Regions from separate parts of the Mus musculus genome. Here all the other regions are linked to region 1. A link is a loop called in an ENCODE intact Hi-C map of the cell type or tissue named here. Cell type or tissue: heart. All regions are shown on one strand. Links, peaks and the distances in the headings refer to the core of each region. The heading gives the core; the rest is flanking DNA. Region 1 holds the start of Cavin2 (caveolae associated 2). Region 2 overlaps Tmeff2 (transmembrane protein with EGF-like and two follistatin-like domains 2). Region 3 overlaps Tmeff2 (transmembrane protein with EGF-like and two follistatin-like domains 2). Region 4 overlaps Tmeff2 (transmembrane protein with EGF-like and two follistatin-like domains 2).

Evidence for each region. Peaks named below come from ENCODE experiments on the same cell type or tissue, not always from the same donor. Only the 100,000 strongest peaks of a DNase experiment are listed, where the experiment ranks them.
Region 2: it touches region 1 in a loop (4-fold over the local background); 6 of 42 quality-filtered maps call a loop at or near these places.
Region 3: it touches region 1 in a loop (5-fold over the local background); 5 of 42 quality-filtered maps call a loop at or near these places.
Region 4: a loop joins it to region 1, with 3 times the contacts of the local background. A loop is called at or near these places in 3 of 42 quality-filtered maps.

The regions. Positions count from the first base shown.
Region 1 is chr1:51,285,500-51,290,787 of GRCm38, forward strand. Cavin2 (caveolae associated 2) reads left to right here and starts at 3,627. Exons shown (of 2, transcript NM_138741.1): 1 at 3,627-4,369. The coding sequence starts at 3,887. The region is part of intron 2 of 9330175M20Rik (RIKEN cDNA 9330175M20 gene); the gene reads right to left. In heart, for the core only: CTCF peaks have their summits at 3,380 and 3,671; DNase peaks (open chromatin) are centred at 3,552 and 4,352; H3K4me3 peaks cover 2,181 bases; H3K27ac peaks cover 2,749 bases.
Region 2 is chr1:51,148,512-51,154,094 of GRCm38, forward strand. All of the region lies in intron 7 of Tmeff2 (transmembrane protein with EGF-like and two follistatin-like domains 2), which reads left to right. Among named protein-coding and RNA genes, the nearest start is that of Cavin2, 140 kb to the right of the region's middle. In heart, for the core only: no CTCF peak of the experiment used is centred there; no DNase peak of the experiment used is centred there; H3K27ac peaks cover 2,228 bases.
Region 3 is chr1:51,133,807-51,139,389 of GRCm38, forward strand. All of the region lies in intron 7 of Tmeff2 (transmembrane protein with EGF-like and two follistatin-like domains 2), which reads left to right. Among named protein-coding and RNA genes, the nearest start is that of Cavin2, 150 kb to the right of the region's middle. In heart, for the core only: a CTCF peak has its summit at 3,177; a DNase peak (open chromatin) is centred at 3,175; H3K27ac peaks cover 309 bases.
Region 4 is chr1:51,103,691-51,109,273 of GRCm38, forward strand. The region is part of intron 5 of Tmeff2 (transmembrane protein with EGF-like and two follistatin-like domains 2); the gene reads left to right. Among named protein-coding and RNA genes, the nearest start is that of Tmeff2, 180 kb to the left of the region's middle. In heart, for the core only: no CTCF peak of the experiment used is centred there; a DNase peak (open chromatin) is centred at 2,911; H3K27ac peaks cover 501 bases.

The DNA.
Region 1 (5,288 bases), core at 1,289-5,288:
CTAGCACAATGAAGCAAAAAATTCTGCCATTTTTGAAATGGGCTAACATGTAGACCTTGGGATCAATGCCCTAGCTAGTAGTAAAGTAGGCATCTTCCTATAGAGACTCTCAAGCTTGCTTGACTTAGATGCCTCAGGTATTGGTAGGCAGCTGGTCAGGCAGAGAATTAGAAGTCCTAGTCACACCCTGGCATGCTCTCATAGGTTGGCTGCAACAGAAAACAATCACCTTTCTCTATGCACCGTACCTGGATTTACACGATTAAACTATAAAGAATTTAGAATCGCCTGGGAGATACATCTCAGGAGTACAGGGAGAGGGATACAGGAGGTTTGCTGAGGAGGAAAGATATACCATGAATGTGGTAGTTACCTTTCCTACCTCAGGTCCTGGTCTCAATAAAAAGGAGAAAACAAAGGTCACCCCCTCTTCCTCTCTCATGGATCCCTCACTCCGGTTGCAATGTGACTAGCTAGTTCCTACTCTAACTCCCACGGCTAGAGTCGTACATACCCCATGGCTTCTTCTCCAGGATGGACTGTGAGGTCAGATAGACCTTTCTTTTCCTTAAGTTATGCAGTATGTCGACATTGTATTTCTCTAGCTGCCTAGTTTTCCCACTAAGGAAGTGCTTAAGAGTAGAAAATAGGTGCCGATCGCTCATCTTTGTGCAGTCCAGGGCTTAGCATTTATTTCACATTCAATGCGTGTTGTCAACCATAAACTCCCCATCCTACATTTACCGGCTGCAATAATTGTTATTAATCATGTCACTCACATGTTCAGAAACATTCAAGATCTCCCTTCATTTCTCATTGCATTGTAAGTCTATACACTCCCTAATTTGTAATGAATTGCACAAAATGTAAGGTTTAAGTTGTTTAAATTCTTCTAAAACTGATTGCTCTACACCAATTTCTCTCAGACAGACATGGGACTCGGTTTGGGGCAACACAAAAGAAAAGTTTGGATGCTCTGAGTTACCTCAAATTCTACCTTATGGTTGGTACTATATTCTGTAATTAATTTTTTAGGACAAAAAGAGTTTCTTTTAGTTAGCTTCTCATAATCCCCACAATGACCACAGTCTTCAGTTTTATGTGCAACAGCCCTTTTGGAGAGTGCATTTACACCATGGTAGATCTTGTCCAAAGATGGTGACAATAATCTCTCCTGTGACACTCATACTTGCCAGAGGATGGGAAAGTGGTAGAGTCGGTTTCTCATCTCTGAATCTGAGCTGGGTTTATAGCCACAGAACACTGTGGATATGCCAAGTTGGGAGTTTCAGATCCTGCCCTTAAAACTGTCCATAGCTTTCACTTTTAATCCCTCACTTTAAAGCACCACATAAAGAAATCTAGTTTCCCTACTGGAGACATCAGACAGTTTCTAGACGCTAAATAGCTGAAAAGAGAGTTCTGGTCTGCTCAGCTGTTGCACCAGGTACAAATAAGGCCATGTCATCTTGGATTCCTCACCTTGAACTGTAGCTGAAAGAGCAGGCAGGGCAAAGATGACTATTCCAGTTGAGTGTTGCCAAGACAACCAAAGAATCATGAGTGAGTGATGTGGTTGTTACTATAAACCACTGAGTCTTAGGCTGACTTGTTACAAACCCATAGACCATTGGTTGAAATACCATTTGTGTTACTCAAGATTAACTTAAAACACAAATAAGTTCAGAGACAGGCATGATGGCTCACACCTATAATGCTGTCTAAGAAGCCTAAGTCAAGAGCACTGCTTTGAGTTTTACAGCAACCTGGGCTACAGAGAGAAACCAGACTCAACCAAACAAATAATTCACATAAGAACCTTCTTATTTAAGAAGGAACCTCTGTGCTTTGGTATCTCACCACCATCCTTCTAACTGATCTATCTGATTGTACAGTATCCAACAAAGCAATGCAAGATTCATGTGAATCAATACAAAATCAGAGTCAAGTGATTATGATATGAAATTGCAAATTTTCCAATGTGGAATCATAAAAATTGATGAAGGTAATGTCAGAGGAGCCCTTGAGCCATGGGCAGCTCCTATAACAGATGAGAATCTGCAGCTGTAATAGTTAACATTTGGGAGGAGAAATCTCTGTGAGTGACAGCAGGATAAGAGCTTCATCGGCAATGACTGGGATGTCGCCATGGAGGAGAGGCCCTTGAAAAGCTGATAAAGTCCTCCGATATTTTTGAAATAATGACACTCTCTGATTTGCCCACAAACGTCAAATGTAAAAAAGATGTGCTATCATTATATCGTATAATTTTGTTAGAAAATTAAGCTTCTGAAAATCAACACCAGATTCATGGTTTTTGCTTTTAATATTTAACACATCAGTGTCCAACTAAAATACACAAAATATAAGTTGTTTGTTTGAGAAACTTTTTAAAAAAATTCTTAAAAGGTACAAGCAATCAAATCTTCTTTTGGCATTTTGTAATCTTGGTTCCTAAAGGTCTCACTTTAAGTGTTATCTACCAATTATCTGAGGAAACTGGGAGCCTCTATAATGTCTTTAATGCATCTTCCTAATGAGCAGGTACTCAGTGAGGGACCTGGCACATGCTCTGTGAATGTTACATATGACTAAGTGTAAGGCAACCAATGAATATACCACCATAAGATCTACTGTTTCTTCGGCATACACAGAGGTATTGCCGTTAAGGCAATGTCCCACGATCAGTTCCTGACCCAGTACTAGCTGACATTTGTTCTTGAAATCCTTCATGGCATGCCTGTCACAAACCTTCAGCCAAAAGCACTTTCACAATCTGGATACATTTAAGACCAATTCAAGCATGTAAAGTCATTTTAGGAAGTGAGTCCCACATCCCAAGGGCCCGGCTAAGGAGGGCCACATGTGAGAACAGGTGTGCCACTTCACTGAGCAAGAACCTGGAAATGTCAAGCGTTAGAACCACTCCAACTCAACCTGGCTTGCAGTCACACTTCTGGACCTGTGTCAATAAATGCCTCGCAAAGATGGGGACTGAGAAATGCTCTGCATGAATTCAGAATTACTGGAAACAAACCAGCACTTTTTTTTCTCCAAAGGGACTACTTGAGGAGAGGGTCTCTGCCTTCCATCTTCTAAGAAAGCATTCATTTAAGAGATTTCCATCTCTTACAGAACAGTTCACAGTATGCAACACCACTTGCTTTGACATCCCTGAGTCTAAGCTCTTTCAAGTTGGATTGCATGCCATCTTGCAAGAGGACAGGACACCAAGCTGAGTTCCTTGTCAGTTTCAGAATAATCTCCTGTGCTTTGCAAATGAGAAACTAATAGCACGAACCTGGCCCTGGCGTCACAGACCCTTTCAACTCGGCGCCTCCCCTAAAGGGCACTCGGTGTTCTGCAACCTATCAGTCAGCTCTGGGGCAAGAGCAAACAATTCCTTTCTGTTACAATAACTTGTATCCAGGAAAAAAAACAGGCGCTCTGTAACATAGCAGCCAGAGAAAAGTTTACTAGATTTAGCCAATCAGAGGCTGGGGAGCTCTGCCAAGTTAACATGTTTCTCTCCGCCTCTAAATGAACTCATGATTGAAATATGGCATTGAACTTTTTTTTTTTTTAAGGGAAGGGGTGTAGGAAAGAAAAGCCACTGCAGAAAAGAACTCGGGCTTGTGCGGAGTGTGGCTAGGAAGTGTGTGCTTGTCACTGAACCCTGAGTGGGTCCTGTAACCTTTGCCTTCCACTGGGTGGAGCAGGTCCTTTAAGAGCAACTGGAATGCAGTTCCCCTGATCAGCTTAGCCAGTTATTCAAAACCTCTGCTAGCCCTAGAGAGCAGTGCTCACTTCAGACCAACCAGCCTCCTGTGCTTCTAGCTTGAGCAAGAAGTTTCCAGCGGGGAAGTAAGTTTCTAGCTGCCCAGCCATGGGAGAGGACGCTGCACAGGCAGAAAAGTTCCAGCATCCAAACACAGACATGCTCCAGGAGAAGCCATCCAGCCCCAGCCCAATGCCTTCCTCCACACCGAGCCCCAGCCTGAACCTGGGGTCCACAGAGGAGGCCATCCGAGACAACTCGCAGGTGAATGCTGTCACCGTGCACACACTCCTGGATAAATTGGTCAACATGCTGGACGCCGTGAGGGAGAACCAGCACAACATGGAACAGCGTCAGATCAACCTGGAGGGCTCGGTGAAGGGCATCCAGAACGACCTCACCAAGCTCTCCAAGTACCAGGCCTCCACCAGCAACACAGTGAGCAAGCTGCTAGAGAAGTCTCGCAAGGTCAGCGCTCACACGCGGGCTGTCCGGGAGCGCCTCGAGAGGCAGTGTGTCCAGGTGAAGAGACTGGAGAACAACCACGCCCAACTCCTCCGACGCAACCACTTCAAAGTGCTCATCTTCCAGGTCAGTGTCCCCAGCATACCCCTCCACCTACTTGAGCTCAGTCCTCCGAGCTTTCAAGGCCATCTTCCCATCTGCCCTGCCAGTCAAGCTTCTCTCTCACACACAAAGCTTTGTCTTCTAGCTGCCTGCTGCAGGCAACTGTGAAATGTGGCCATAAGGATTGGAATCTCCCCCATCCTTCAGGCAATGCCTGTGTGCCTGGCAAGCTGGGGACATTTGTCAGTGAACACCTAGATGCACTTGGTTAAGGGTGAGAAACTGAGCAGGTGCGGGCACCCACTCTAGTCAAATTCATTTGTCTCTTTTCATTAGGAACTTGCGGCTGCGATTGCAGCTGTTAGCTGGACAGGGCAAATTAATCCAGTGGCTGTTTATTAACTCTTAGTGGAAGTGAGGTAACTGTGTGAAGGATTTGTTTTCTTTTGCTCTGACCAAGACACACACAACCTTTAAACCATCCTTTTTCCAAGGGCCCCTGGTGTTTGGGAAATTACCAGAATGGAAAGTTGAACTAGTCTTGTTCTTGAAGTCATCTTTTGTCAAAGCAATCTCTAGTTTGTCTCTAGAAAATGATGCCAATAAATGTGGGAAGCAAAGTATAGCTCCTTACAGACATGTTAATTATGTCCCCTCATTGCTCAAGCTGCAACTACAAAGTGAAATAAAAGAAACGTTATCAGTGGCTGCCACAAAGACCAACTTTGAATATCTTCCCCTTCAAATAGTTGCCTTACCGTGAAAAGGACACTTAATTTTTTTTAATGCATCAATGATGCAATTTATGTAGCAAAGGCTATCTGGGGACAGGAAGATTGCGTGGAACTGTTATTCAGCCAAGTGGTGGGCATCTGTAAATCTAAGGGCTGCCCTGCCTAATGCTGGAAGCCCTTCCGTAGATGGCATTGAGCCAACCCAGGCC
Region 2 (5,583 bases), core at 866-4,865, 140 kb before region 1:
TTGCTTCCTGCCTTAGTCCTGTTTTGTTTCCTTTGAGTGGTTCTTAATATTCATTCAAAGTGTGCATGTGTGCAGATGCATCCCAAAGCCACAGTGTTTTCCTGCTCTTGTCAGAGCCCAAGCCCGCTACACTCCATACTGCAGGCAGTGCAAGCTCTCATGCCCTGGGTGGAGCCCTTCAGTAAGAAGCCAGATCTGATCAGGCACCAGGCACAGCTGTTTCGTGTGTCAAGACCATGAGTATTCTTTACTTCTGTGTCTGCGCCTAGCAAACAAACACGATACTTTTAGATGTATAACGCTCTCCTGGTCTTGCCCTTCAGGCAGGAGTCTCACATTCCATGGAATGACAAAGGTTCACATCCCTTTTTGCCCTAGGTGGAAAACATAAAAGACTAAGATGCATCATTAATCATGCAGACTGTCTGCAGCAACACTGCCAAGAAAATGATCATCCTCGTACCACCCATCAATATCCCTGACACCTGTCTAAGAGCTCAGGTCATGCATATCCGTCTGCCTTTAGAGAAGTGTCAATGTGCAAACATTGCTTCACTATTTTTAGGGTCACGTTAACATTATTCATCACCTACCTGTCAGTTCATCCAATTTGTCATGTTGTGCGGACCTACCGGTGACTGTTGCTGGCCATCTTTTCTTACGTTGTGGTTTTTAGAGCATGAGAGCAGAAGATGTTTGGAAATTGTCAGAAGTGTGCAAGACAGCAACCAGAGTTTCCCCCAAGGAATTACTATGGCTCATGTTTAAGAAAAAAAAAAAAAGCAGACATTCGAGGTCCCTGTGGCCTTCCAAAATTTCTGCTTCTGTCTGATTTCTTGTCCAATGAGTTGTATTTTTAATCAATTTTATTATAAAGCTCACAGCATGATTCCAGGAGGTTAAATCACGGCTCACAAATGAAACAAACCTTCAGAAATTAGGAGGTCAAAGATTGCTGTCCTGATTAAAAACAAAACAAAACAAAAACAAAAAAAAAAAAAAAAAAAAAAACCAAGCTGTCAGTTCTGAATACCTAGAAACATACTATACACAAGTTAAAATTTTAAGTACAAAGGCTGATAAAAATTCTGATGCTGCACCAGGAGCTCATGATGGTTTGTCTCAACTGTCACTCAGCACAACTGCCACAGCTCCTGAAACAGCTTAGCAAATACATTCCGATCTCTGAGCAGGGAAGGCATTTCACCATAGGTGGGAAAATTCCAGAACTAGGAATTAACACATCTGCGCTTCGAGCCACTGCCCTGCAGTGATGCTCAGGGGAACTGTGGGAGCTCTTGCCTTGGATGTTTGGCTCCACGAGTCTTAGTTTTTTTTTTTTATCAGCAAAGTGTAGATATCAAAAGATCTCCAATATTTGTTTCAGGAGTCTATCTTCCTATTGTTATGTAAATTCGTGACAGATATAAAGCCACAGAATGAATTGTTCTGTCTTTAAATAATTGTGACCTTCTCTGAGATGTGCATGAAGATGCTGGAATCAGGAAAGTAATTGGAACAAACAGCCCTGTTGCTGGCCTGAGCTCACCAAAGTGATAAGCTCAAAGCCTGGAAGAGTACCAGCTCTTTTCAGTCACTACCAAGTGGAGTGAGTTTAGCTGTGACACCCATGAAGTAAGCTGGCTATTTTGTAGCTGTTGATGTCTAGGACTAGGAAGCAACAGATATAACAACATGACCCAAGAGCTACAAAATCTGCTCATATGGAAGATAAATGCCTTAAAGAAAGTATAACTTTGTTAGCTATTTGTATTCATGAGAACATTAGAGAATGTTTTAAACCAGTTCTAGCAATTGAACCCAGGTCTATGTGTGTCTACAATTTAGCTACACCTCTGGGCCCTCATTAGTGAGAATCTTATGAGGATTGTTCAGTTTATCACTAAGACTGAAAATATTTGCTTTGCCTTTATAAAAATAAGAATGTCCAGGAAGAGATGATGATGCCTAAGCCTCTTGTTACCTTCAAATTCAGAATCTCATACAACACTAATAAATACTTATACTAAATCATAATTATGCAGATGGTTTCTCTGACATATAAAAAAATAAATCATTAAAGAAATAGGGGGTTTGAAGCCCCATAGGAGGAACAACAATATGAACTAACTAGTACCCCCAGAGCTCCCAGGGACTAAACCACCAACCAAAGAATACACATGGTGGGACTCACGGCTACCGCTGCATATGTAGCAGAGGATGGCCTAGTTGGTCATCAATGGAAGGAGAGGCCCTTAGTCCTGTGAAGGCTCAATGCCCCAGTGTAGGGGAATGCCAGGGCCAGGAAGTGGGAGTGAGTGGATTGGTAAGGGGGAGGAGGGGTGGATAGGAGGTTTTTGGAGGTGAAACTAGGAAAGGGGATAACATTTGAAATGTAAATAAAGAAAATACCTAATTAAAAAAATCTTTAAAAAAGATAGAATAACAGGAATTAGTATTTACTCTGCATTTACTTTATATTATGATCTGTGGACAGCATGCTGCCTTGCTCCTTCTGAGTCTACCTTCAGAGTCCACAGTCCACAAAAGTGTCTTAGGAATGAGCAAGTGCAGCTCAGCCTGATGCAGCGGAACTGAGGAGACCTGTGGAGTAACGTGGCCCACAATAAGGGCGGCCAAAATGTTGTCTTGCTTTTTGGTTTGGTTTGGTTTGGTTTTGGTTTGGGGTTTTGTCAGTACCAGGTTTACCTGACAGAGAAGAGAAAAGAGCATTGTGAAGGTGGGGGGCGGGGCTTGAAAGCCAAGGAAGGTTGATGAACTAGAGGGTTCCAAGACTGGCACGGGGTTTGATGCCTCTGTGATATGGCATGGAGGAGAGGGCAAAATAAAGGTAAGCAGAAATGGTGGTTTGTAGGTGAGCCAAGCCTCCATCATTATTCGTAATAAATGTGTAAATATATTCTTTGGTAGGGGGCTATAATTTAAAAAAATAAGGAAAACCAACCGGGCATAGGGAAGAAAGGAACACAAGGCAAGGCAGATGAAGAAAGCCTGGTAGAATAAAGAAGATTGGCTGTGTTGTTGTTGATAACAGAGAAGAAAATGTATTTTAGGTGGACTTAGGATGTATGTTTACCAGATTTGCTGTCTAGATGTGAATGCCTGTATGTGGACAAAATAGTGAATCACATCTGATGTGTTCCTTTGGATGCATCAACACAGAGATGGACCTGAGGGTCTGCAAGGAGAAGAAAGGAAAATGATGATGTGGTGACCCTCCAAGGGAGGCTGAAGCTGAAGGATTGATAAATGCCTTAAAGAAATTCATAAGGAGGATAAATGCCTTAAAGAGATTGTAACTTTGTTAGCTATTTGTGCTAATGAGAACATTAGAGAATGTTTTAAACGAGTTCTAGCAAAGGTGGCCCCAGAAAAATAAACAGGGACCTGTGGGTGGTAAAGAAGAGTCCTGGAAGCTAATAGAGGTGGGATCCTCAGAAGCTCCTGTCATTGGCTTCTCCCCTGTGTCCTGTTTCATGTTTTTGTCTCTAGAATAAAATAAGTGCTCATTTCATTTTAAGTGTTAGGCCTAAAAATATCCCTTTTGTTCTAAAGCTTGCTTTTATGTACAATTATGTCTATAACTTACTATCTGTCGTGGCTGTTCTCTGTGTGTGGAGCCAGAGCCCCCCCCCCCCCCTTTGCCTTCACACTGTTGCAGTGAGCCTGCTGAGATCTCCCAGTAGCCTGTGCCTGCATTCCAGACATTCTGCAAATGGCATGCTTTAGTTTTCCCAGTCTCTTTAATGTGAACAGAATTTTGTTTGTGCATTTGTGGTTTACCTTTTATTCCTTGTCTTCTTTAGTTATCATTCAAAGTCCATGAGGGCAGGAAAGCCATCCTGTTCCCTATTATAAATGTGGCACCTAGAAAAGCGCCTGATGCATGGTCAGCACCTTACAACTATTCCATCAAGACCAGGGGTCATTGCTCTAGAAGCAGAAGTCCTCATATAAAAGTAACCTCCTCTTGTTTTCCTCTTATGACATTTTTACCTGTATTAATAAAATTTCAAAAATTTTTTGTGAAAAGCTACACAAACAGAAGATGTATAGGTGTGTGTATCATAAATTTATAGATACTTTTTTTTAACTCCTCAAAAAAGAAAAAGAAAAAAACTAATGGATTCCAGTTTGGGAGTTTAATTTCTCATCTCTTCTGGACATTTAAAAACACTTTAAGAACAAACTTTTATAGGGAATTTAATTCTGAACATTGCTTTGGAAGTAATAGGAAAGACTGTTTACTGAAAGGGGAAGAAAGAGACCTTCATATGCAAATGTCTGGCATTTGAAAATGTCATATAGCTACATCTACATATAAATAAGATGCTCTCTGAATTCCAGGGAAGGGAGACTTTGTATAGCATTAGCCAATTTCTATATCACAGTAAAGTGAAACTAATAAAGCAGCAATGGGTCAAGAAGTGGGGGAGAGAGCAAATCTCCACTACCTCTAACAGCAGCAGCACTCCGGGTCAAAGACCAAGCAGACAGAATCCGAGCCCTGATGAAATCAAATCCTACGCGCTTGAAGGATAATGGAGAGCAGCCAGCTAGAAGAAAAGGGACACAGATCAGGTCTTGACAACTCCCTATCACGTACTTGCTCTCCTTCTAAATATTGACATGGAAACCAAAGTCCTCTGAGATCTTTTCTCTCCAGGCTGAGAGATGTTTTTCTTAACATGAAGTTCTAAAGGTTGAACAACAAACAAAACAAACAACATCAAAAACAAATAAACAAACAAACAAAATTCCACTTTGACATCTTTCCAATTTCATATGTATTCCACTGCCTTCTAATATAGTGCTCCCTGACTATAGTGGAGTCACAGGGGGAAATGATTAATAACATAATTTATGTTACTTTTACTGACCATTTATTTCATGGAGTCCTTGTAGAACTTGTACCAGCGAGAACTGACTGGAGTCTATCAGCCAGAGCCTGTACCAAAATTTAATTTTAGGTACTAAGATAAGTAGACCAAAGCCAACCCTGGCTCCTACACAAGGTAATTTATACAGGAGCTGGTGCTGAGAGAACTAGCCTCGAGAAGGATAACTGAAGGCAAATGCTTGAATTTTAGGGTAGAAATCTATTTTAGTAAGCTTAAGTTAGCAGCAATAGGGAAGAAAAGAGAAAAATCCAATTGTCAAAGAAAACCAACAAATGAGGGTTGTCCTAAAAATGGATCAGTATAATCGTTACCTTCCTGTTGAATATAGAAAACTGTTTGGCAACTTACTAGTGTTTCTCTTTGAAATAACCATTCAATAAAAAAGTTATTATCACCATGGAAAATATTTTAAATGTAGAACCAGAAAGTTGAAGAACCTCATCTGGGGACATCTTCTGTTGGAGAAGTTGAGAATATGTACAAATAGTGTTCTCTCTAGCTAGAGAGAAGTCTCATTGGCCCCTACCACTCCTGCCTGCATTGGGGCAGAAAGAGTAACAGGAAAAGAGAGAAATGCACATTGGATACATCTGAAAATACACAGTCCCTTGTGGCAGATATTAAAGGAGCCAAAGCAAGTCCCTAATGAGGATTAAAAATA
Region 3 (5,583 bases), core at 1,023-5,022, 150 kb before region 1:
TCAGATGACTATAATTTATGAGAATTTAAGGTAAAATTATAAAAATAAAATTATTGAGTTCTATGAAAGTATCCAATGAATATTTATTTATTTATTCACATATTCATTTTTGCTGTTTTGAGACAGTTTCTCTGTGCAACACTTGCTCTTTTATATGCCACTATGTAGACCAGGCTGGCCTCAAACCTGTAGATATCCAGCTGCCTCTGCCTCGTTAGTGCTGGGATTAAAGACACCTGCCACCAAGTACAGCTTCAAGGGATTTTTAAACACAACGTTTCATTTAGCTACTGAACACTTGTAACCAATTTTACAACTAATACTCAAACCCAATCAATTGTTTCTTGTCATTCAAAATATATACTACCATTTTTTTCATCTGACTTCATTATTTTATTTTACTTAATGATAATTGTCATTATGTTTTTACTTGAACAAAGCCCTGGTAATATCTTAATTACTTGCATGTATCAGAATGTGGACATAAGAGGAATTTAACTTTTGCATATTTTGTCTTAATGTTTTCAAGCATCTAGATAAGACTGACATATTGTAAATTCCTGAAACTGCCAGTTATCCAATATATTAACTTTGGTTCTATTATATGTGTATATAACCATTCCCAAAACACCACTGAAGATATTAACAGATGCTTATTAAGAAGAACAACTAGTATTCAGGTCATTTAGGGAGTGTTACCATAAGCAATTGATCTTCTCCCCAGCTTTCTTCCCTTCTTTCCATTATACAGTCTTTACAAATATGCATGTTTTGTGTAAAATCCTCTGTCAGAGAGTGGGTTCTGGAACTGGTTCCAACTCTTTACAAACACCAAAGTCTAAGGACACTATAGTCTCTTTTAAACTGGACTTCTGTTTACATATTACCCATGTGCATCTTCTTCTATGTCTTAGATCTAGATAATTTATAATACTTAATACAATGTAAAGTCTATGAAAATATCTGTGGTATTGTATTGCTTAAGGAATGATGATTTTAAAAGCTCTGTACACATTCTGGAAGATGCAAGTGCTTCACACATATATTTTTGAATCTATGAATACAGAGCTCTTGGATATGGACAGCCATTTTATTTTACCTTTTTTAAAATTTCTAATGTGTGAAATTCACTCAAATGCATGTAGTATAATATCATGAATCCTCATGTAATTATCTTAAAGAAGAAGTTACATCAACTCATGGCTATGTCTTTTCTCCTCCTCCTCCTCTTCCTCCTCCTCCTCCTCCTCCTCCTCCTCCTTCTCCTCTCTCTCTCTCTCTCTCTGCCTCTCTCTCTCCTTCCCTCCTTCCCTCCCTCCCTCCCCCTACCTATAATAGATCCGATAAAATGTCAAAAATCACAACTAAATTTTATCATACATCTCAAAAACCTTTTTAAAATCACAGCACTATAATCATCTCTTAAATACTTCCAACCTCTTATAGTATACAATATACATCAGAATCACTTGAAGAATAGCACATTTTTGTAAAAGATTTTGCAGGACTAGTGCTCCCAAAATTGTACTCCACCAATATGTTGAGCCATAGAAAACTTATTAAAAGTAATAAAATACAATAGTGACATATAATATCTGAGGGTGATTCTTTATGCTTTAAGATTTAAATAGAACCAAATAAAAATATTACATTTTATCATAAACAACTATCTTGATGGTATTATAAGCTACTTCTATTAAATGCATTTATATTTCCTGTAAATGATGACTTTATATTTCCTGTAAAAACTAATTCATATGGAAAAATCTTTAAAACTGTTGCATCTGTGACTATCCTGGAACCATTCATGACAGGACTTATAAGAGTCAAGTCTTTCCCTGAGGATTTTTTTCCCCAACGAGGAACCCCAGAGGTTCATTGGCACCCTGTGCAATGCCTGTGTGTACACTCATCTGTACCAGGAGATTCCAATACAGGGTCTGCCACCTTCATCTCCATTCACATTGTATAGCACAGTTCACCTTCAAAGAAAACAGTGGGTTGCATTTCTACTCCGAATATATTCAGGTTTGATTGCAGGCAGTGAACCTCTGATGCTGATTACCACTCTTTTTAGTTCACTTTGTTTTTTATTTTTTATTTTAAAATATTTTTCTCCATTCTTTTCTTTGAAAAGTTCATGCATTTAAACACTACATTTTGAACATATCAACCACCATTACTTCCCTCCAGCTCTCCCAGTAACCTCTGCCTTGTCATCCTCCCAGCCTCACATCCATCCATCGTTTGTTCTTGTTATTATGACCCCGTGAGTCCAGCTGTTGACAGTTGCTGAGGAAGGGAGGGTAGCTCTGCCTGCTGGATGTGGGCTGGTTTTCCCATGCCCCCACTGATGGCCCCACACCTAAGCACATAGGAGCTGCACAGATTGTTTTCCGTCCTAATTGTATCTGCTTGGTGCACATAGAAAAGAACATTTCCCAGTGAACATAATCAGGTCACTCAGCATCCTAGAGATTTCTCTAGTTTGACAACAGAAAGTCTTGTAAGATGAAAAATTGTCATGATTAAGGGGCAACAGGCAGACTGATCAGGAAAAAGCACTTGCTGCTAACTCTAATGATCAGTGTTTGGTCCCCAGAACCCATCAGATGGCAGAACAACCAGCTCCTGCATGTCTCCTGCCACTTCCATCTCCACACTGCTACTGGGCGTGCACAAGCACACACCGAGACACTAAGTGCACACAAAGTAAAGAAACAAATGCGACAATTTCTAAAGTTATGTTTAAGCTTGCATGCTTGCTAGATTCCAAATAAAATAGAGAAGCAAAAAAGTTCATTGAAACTTGCAACTCATAGTTAAACATGGACTGAATACATGAAGTCCTCCCTGACGTTACTTCAGCTTCACATGATTTTTATACATGGTTTTATTGAAACATATAATATTAGAAAACATTGAAATAATTGTGTTTCTCAACATTTCCTAGTACCCAGCAGGATTTTCATTTTCCCAAGTTTGGGACATAGACATGAAGATCTAAAAGAATCAAATGAAAAATCAATATGTTATTGTCTGGATAATTTATATTTCACATGTTATAAACTCTCCAAGGAGGGTAAACAGGAACTCTATGACTCACATCCCTAGAAATCTGCTCTGTGCTCACAATTAATTTGATGTCACAGCAACTTCCCTTGTTAAACAAATGTCCACGGACGCTCCCACTGGAAGGAAATAGCAGTTGTAACTCACACTTTTCCAGATGTGGCATGAGTACTGTAAACTTAGGAACTTTTACCATGCCCTCCCCTTTCATTTTTGAGCCTACTTTAAAAGCTGGCAACACTTGCTTCTAACTAAATAGTGGCTATCTTCTTTAAAGAAAGTCTGAATATTAAAATAAATTTATTGAACCTCCTTTGTAATAACATCTAAAGGAAAGGCTTCAGCCAGGACCAACAGAGACTGGATTACAACTTTAATTTAAATAGATTTTATTTATTAAATAAATAAATAAATAAAAGAATACTATGTGAAACAAAAGTAACATATGCAGGAAGCTAGAACGTGTCTACCTTGTACAGAGACAGGAATCTATGTTCCTCATAGGCATAAAAGTGTAGTCCACACCAGAAAACTGAAAGAAAAATTTCCATCATATTTCAAGCAGAATTACTATCTGTTTGGGCTGTCTGGAATCACCTTCCTGTCCTCTCTCTTTTAATGAGACCCGAGGCATTTTCTGACTCTTGATTCAAAGGCTTTGCCTCTCTGTTTGCCAGGCCCAGTGATAAGTTCCTGCCATAGAAACAGAACAGACCCTCTGATACCAGTCCACAAGCTTAGACTTAGGTCTCTTTTTTTTCACTACAGAAAGAGCCCTAACCCACGGGTTTTCTAAATCACAAAGGTAGGACTTCCTGGCTTTAGCATATGATAATATGATAATAATAATCTTCCCTTGTGGACACGTAGATAAGATGGCACACTGTGTGTGTGTGTGTGTGTGTGTGTGTATGTGTGTGTGTGTGTGTGTGTGTGTGTGTGTGTACCCTCACCAAGTCTTGCACTAAAAGGAAAGTGAATTTTAAAACTGTGCTTCTCTATGTCCAATGTGTATCTATATATGTGTCTCCTGATGGGTTCCTGTCTGGCTGAGAGGCTCATCAAGCCTTGGAAAACATAGACACATATTTTTTTTCCAGTGAAAATGTACTTAATTTTATAGCTTGTTAGATGTTCACAAAAAAACCCATAAATTTCAACTACTTTAGTTTTTATCATCTAAAAATTAAAATGTATTTTATTTTGTGGTATCCTACTTATATCAGTTTCCAAAAAGGATTTGTGGTGTTTTTATAATTAAACTACAGTCAATGAGGGTCTTTAAACAGAGATGGACAACATGGAGAGCTGAACTGTTAGGGGAAAGAAAAATACCTGAGCATGGCTATTCCGGTTAAAGCACTTAGCCCTAAGCTTCTTTGCAACCAGTATAAGAAAGAAATTATGGTTGAGTCGGTTTATTTCACAAATATCCGGAAAGTCCTGCTATGCAGCAATGCTGTCCCAGGCTCTACAGAAGGCAGCACAGAAGTCCCAGTCTCTGTGAAAGGAACCTGGGTCTTCATTGTCTGGAAAAAATGAATAAAAATAATTTCAGAGACCAAAGAGAAAGTTAACTTTGCTAAATTATATGTGAAATATTTAGCACAGATCTTTTTATGAACCATAACTGGGGAACATAAATGGATAGAAGCTTCAACCATGATATTTATAAAATATCCCAAAAAGCTTTCTGTATAGCTGAGGATTTTTGAATATTTTTTTATAAAATTCTAGAGCACAAAAAGTAAGATATGTATATCTCAATGACACAGTGTTTGAAACTGATTGAAGTAATGAGTCCATTCATGAATATTCTAAAATGGGGAGGGATTAATATCACAGGAAAGTGGTAGGAGAATCTGTAAGGAAAGCAAGTCTAGTTTATTACCCCTGAGTGAGCAGAATAAAGACCTATGACCTGTGTAACAGGACAGATAGAGCCTGGGTTGGACAGACAGTGCTCAGTGACAGTGTGTATGTGGCTGGAGAAAGTCCCCTGGTGTTCATGTTGGTCAATGAGAAAGGAAAGTCCCAGGCTCTCTGTGCCTTCAGAAGAGCCAGGGCCTTTCTCCTCTGGGTCTAGTACCAAACAGAGTCTACCTATCTCCCAGAGCATTGCTTTGTGGTAATTCACCGTCTCTTGTCACTTCAGGAAGTCTTAAGTTTTAGGAAACATTTCTTTTAGAGATGTGCTTCCCTTTAAACAATAATTGAGATATTATGCACAAGTCTGAAATGTGGAAGAAAAAAATCCAGACTTACAAACCAAATCCTCTCTATCCTATTAGTATCCCGTCAACCCATTTTCCCCACAAAGAAGAAACTGACAACCTAAAAGGGTATCAACGTAGTCTAAGTGAATTGCCAAATAACTTGTTCTTTGTGGAAGCCATCGCAATTTACAAAGCCTTTCCGCACATGTTGTCCCCTTCAGTCTTCACAACAGAAATGTGAAGAGGCATTAGAAGCATCTGACAGGTGAGAAATGGAAGTTCAAAGAGATTAAGT
Region 4 (5,583 bases), core at 1,106-5,105, 180 kb before region 1:
CCCCTCCTTAGATTTGGGAACAAAACACCCATGGAAGGAGTTACAGAGACGGAGTTTGGAGCTGAGATGAAAGGATGGACCATGTAGAGACTGCCATAGCCAGGGATCCACCCCATAATCAGCATCCAAACGCTGACACCATTGCATACACTAGCAAGATTTTATTGAAAGGACGCAGATGTAGCTGTCTCTTGTGAGACTATGCCGGGGCCCAGCAAACACAGAAGTGGATGCTCACAGTCAGCTAATGGATGGATCATAGGGCTCCCAATGGAGGAGCTAGAGAAAGTAGCCAAGGAGCTAAAGGGATCTGCAACCCTATAGGTGGAACAACATTATGAGCTAACCAGTACCCCGGAGCTCTTGACTCTAGCTGCATATATATCAAAAGATGGCCTAGTCGGCCATCACTGGAAAGAGAGGCCCATTGGACTTGCAAACTTTATATGCCCCAGTACAGGGGAATACCAGGGCCAAAAAGGGTGAGTGGGTGGGCAGGGGAGTGGGGGTGGGTGGATATGGGGGACTTTTGGTATAGCATTGGAAATGTAAATGAGTTAAATACCTAATAAAAAATGGAAAAAAAAAAAAAAAAGATATATCTTGTTTCTAAAATAATTAAAGAAAATGGTGTATAAATCATTTCATATGGGTACTACTTGGTTTTATTTTGTTTCTTTGTTTTGTTTTGGTTTGGTTTTTGGTTTTTGGTTTTTTGAGACAGGGTTTCTCTATATAGCTCTGGCTGTCCTGGAACTCACTTTTGTAGACCATGCTAGCCTCGAACTCAGAAATCCGCTTGCCTCTGCCTCCTGAGTGCTGGGATTAAAGGCGTGTGCCACCACACCGGCTTATATGGGTACTACTTGTACTGCAGTCACTTATTTGTGTCACCTTTCTTTTGAGTGTCGTAGGTCACTGTGTATAAGTGGTTGTCTCCAAGGTCCAGTCTGGGAAGCAAAATACAAATTCTGTATGTATTTTTTCTACATAGTAAGTTATTTTAAAAAAAAATTACCAAGACATTCATAGCCCTCCAGACAAACTGCCTCAGCTGGTCTTCCAGAAACATCACACCCCTGTGCTGCTATTTTGCAGGCATTAAGGGGCTCCAGGGGAAGAAGAAGGCCTCTTCCTCCATAAACAGCCCCTGTGGGTAAAACCTCAGACACTTTCATGTAATCCTCTGCAGCACACTGGGAAATGCAGCTGGGGAAACAGACTTACCGCTTATTGCTGATCATCTCAGGAAGCATGGGTGTGAGAGACCCTCCTAAGAGCTCTGAAATCTGTTTCAGAATGTCACGTGGTTTCCTGTTTTCACCTCTGGCTTTTCCTGGATGCTCTCATTTTTCTTAATCTTTCAAATTCTTTTGTTTCCTTTATTAATCTCTGCTCCTCTTTAAAGGAGGGCCGAGTTCTGGAAGCTTCTGTAAGTCTTGCCTTTCTTTGATACCAGGCTTCAGCCTATTTTTTTCTGTGAGCCCTGGGGTCAGGACTCCCTAGATATGGCTTGCAGACAGAGAGCAGTTGTGCCATCCCAAGAATAGCATTCCTGTGAGCACATTAAAAGCGAGAGAATGCATGGAGAGGCTGTGTCACTTGAAGATTGGGTAAAATGAATCTTCCAGCTTTTAAAAATGCCCAGTGTTTAGAAAAATTGTTTTTTACAGAAAGTGTAGTTGAGTGTTAGACATTTGAGAGGTCACTTTAAAATGGAACTAAAGTTACAAGATAAAGCAAGACATTTATTTTGCACTTTAAGCGTTGGCACACAATTTAATACGCTGTTGAGAGTACAGGGATGGTTGCAAGTCAAATGAAGGTTATATTATAATTGATACTTTGAATTGTTAAGGAGAAGCGAAGGTGAAGTGGGATGCTTTTATTATTATTTTTGTTGAAATCTTATTAAAAACTCTTAATGGAATGCAAACTAGAGGCCATCTTCAAGGTCCCCAGTTAAATTAGATATGCAGCCATTAATAGTATCACTTACTTGTTGAAAATAACTCTGCCAAGGCAGACATGGGATAATGTATTTTCTCACTTCTTTGTGTACCTTACCATATTTCTTAAACCTGGAGAATATAAGCCTGGCCGTCAGATTTTTTTTCCCAGTTTTATTTTTAAAATTCTTGCTATTTATATTCAGAAACATAAACTAGTAAGCAATAGCATTTTATTTCAATGTTTTTCAGTTGGGTTTATGTACCTACACACTTGAAAACTATAATATTATTAAAATTTTATATAAAAAATTAAATTAAAAGAATTAAGAGGAAATATGGCTGCAGAAATAGGATTGTTCACATATAGTGATGAGAGTGTGCATCTGAGAGCTGTCATGACAAGGTTTGCCTCATAGGGTGTGTCCTCTGGGCTCCTTCATTTTGTCATCCTTCCTAGTATATGTCAGTAGACAAACTGAAGAAATGACAGAAAAAGAAGCTTGAAATTCAAGGAATACTGTATTTTTCCTAACTTGTTTTTAATCAGAGTTTAGAAAAATCTGTTATTATTTTATTTTTAGCAACAGAGCATCTTGGTTGAGCTCCTGACAGAACAGTTTCCTAGAAGCAGAATGTAAAACCTACTATTTCAGTGTGCAGTTGCTCAGACACACTTCCAAAGAGAACACTCTCGGGAAGATCAAGGAAAATAGTATAATTATCACAAATCTTTTTCATAATATAGAATGCACAGGCCTTTAAAATAATTCTCATTATGCACAACCAGTTCTCCATGTGGTATTCTGATCATCTGGAGTTTGCACCATATTATATTATTTAATTAACCTATCTGTCCTGTTGAATCGCCACCCAGCAGCCCCATAGTACCTTCTTATCTCAGGGGAGAAAACCGCACACACTTTAATATAGGTGCAGCATCATGAAAAACCAGGCCAAAGCACAAGCACCCTGAGGCAGAAATGAACAAAGCCAACACTTTAAACTGTGGTGTCTGGAACCTGCTATGATCATCACTGCAGAGGAAGGAAGCAATTCGGAAAACAAATTTTCAAAGCTATTTTTATACCGACATTCATTATTTTTTCTAAATGCACACCCATTCTGGTACTGTTGGTTTTTCCTTCCTTAAGCTCAGAATTAAGTCAAAGTTAATTTCCTGCTATCCAGTATGTTTTTTGTGTTAACATAAATTGTTTAGCCAAAACCAAATGAGAATGCCTATTCATTTGTGTGTGTGAGGACACTATGGGCCAAAGGGATAAATAAATTCTGTACAGCTTATTTAAGTGGCAATGGGCCTGATAGGACTAACAGTCATTCTACTGTTAAGAGTGAACAGTTTATTAACAGCTTGCATGTTTTGCCAGTTGCAAAAGTAAACATTTTAAAAGTGACACTACATACAATTTCTCTTTCTCTAAAGCTGTCACTTTCCGTACGACAATTGATAGAATGGCAACCCTCTGAGTAATGTTTAGGGACATTATAAGTTATGGTCATCTAATGATGAGCAGAAAATATCCCGTGAATATATACATACTTTGGCTTCATTCACTTTGTTTATATTATCAATTCAAGAGATACAAAACCGTTTCAAAGAAGGTTTTGTTTTGCCTTCTAAACATAGTATGTGTTTGTAAACTGTTCTGCTGTGTAATATCATTGATAATATTGTAGTTAGGATAAGTCAATTTGATTATATAAATATAACGAAATAATTAAAAGATTTATCCTGGCTATTTCATTAAGATTATGAAACTACCTAGAGAAAATATCATGAGTGGCCACAGAGCACCATCTGTGTATAATCATGAGCAATGCACTTCTGCCAATCCATGCATGAATTTCACACCCTTCTCTTTGGGATGCTTAAATACACTTCTCTCCCTGTGAGTGTGGTGGCTCGGAGCTTTACACTTACATTATTGAGAAATTGGGGGGGACTCCACAGGAGAAGTAAAGAAAGGGAAAACCAAGTCTAGCACCATTGGTAGCTGACTTTCAGCTGCCATGACCAGCAACAGGAGGCCAGTTTACCGGGACAAAGCTAATCAAGTTCCCCTTTAAACAATAATTGAGGATGATAAAAGGAGATAGAGAAAGACAAGTACACAAGATTAAATGTTCCCAGATGACAGTGAATAAAGAAAAACATTTGCAAGGCAAGACCGAGGGGAAGAAGAGTCAGGAAAGAGTTATTTACAGCACATACAGATAAAGAGAAACAGTATAATAGGAAGGAACTAGATGCAAAGGGAAAATGTTGATCCACTTTAACTTTTTGCTGAGTAAAACTTCTGACATGGTTATGTAAAATATTCCCTACTGGCCATCTTGGATGATTTTTGCCAATTAGGAAAAAAAATGTGTTTAGTTGTCTAAGAATAAAAAATCTTAGAATCTTAGAGAAACGGAAACTAATTTACTGAGGCTTGCATTTTTACAGACTTTGATAGAACTTATCCTCACAGAATCAGAGTAAAATCCCTGCTCCCACTTGTGCCCTGCTTTGAGTAAATAAGCCAGAGGCCATCTTCATCAGAGACTCTTAGGTAGCAGAGAAGAAAGTGAGACCAGAGAGGTGAGAGGCTGTGTTAGGCTTGAGAGAAGGACCATGTTGCTTTTGAAGTTAATAGTCTCAGTCCTTTCCATCCACTCCTGACTGATGGCATTTCATAACCAGAAAGATGTCTCTGCCTGTCACTTTCTGAATCCATTCTTCAAAACCTTGTGCACCTTTAGATGATGGTCCAAAACCTGCATCCCGATCTGTCTCCACCCATTACGGCAGCCCTACTGCAGTCCTTTCCAAGAACTGCACTGAGTCACCTATAGCTCCATGGTGAAAGCTTCAGGCTTCTACTCTTGGGCACTAGCATGCTCTACTAGCTAGAAGATATGTCATCATTTTATGTTCAACTAAGACCTACTCAGGATTCAACTAAACAAAGCCTTATATTTGCCTCCAAAATACTATTTTCCCTCTCTTCCTAGCTGTACAGTAGTGTTACTCAACTTTATTTTAAAAACAGATACCATATATTAGATCTTAAGAAATGTCTGAATGAATGAAAATACAAAAATATATATCGTTGTAATTTTCATTTGTTATATGTCTACCCTGCTTCCTCATTACCTAATTAGAAAATGCAACATTTGATAAAACTTAGGAAAACCCAGTTTACCATGTTTGTCTCACTGCAGTTGAAGTGTGTGTCTTTTGGGCTTTGATTCTCATCCTCTGTCTGATACAGAGAAAGGCTGAATTTTTCCTCAGGTCTTCTAGTAAGTTGTTACTAAAAGCACGTGACTGAAGAAAGCCATGGGGGAGAGATCCTAGGTTCATTTATTTGCTCAGTGGGGAGAGGGGCTTGCTATGACCCAGAGTAAGTAATACTATTTACAGTTCAGGTTTCAGTTGGTGAAACATAGGACTAAAATGGTATTAGTCATTGGAGTGTGTTGTGCAGATGGTGAAAAGTCTGGGGCAGCCAGTGGTTGAACTGTATGATACAAAAAGATCTCAATGTAAATGACCCTCACCAATCTTACCTAATTATGAATTGTTAATGAAAAAGGGCAGACATATATTTACCAGTTAATGTGACTA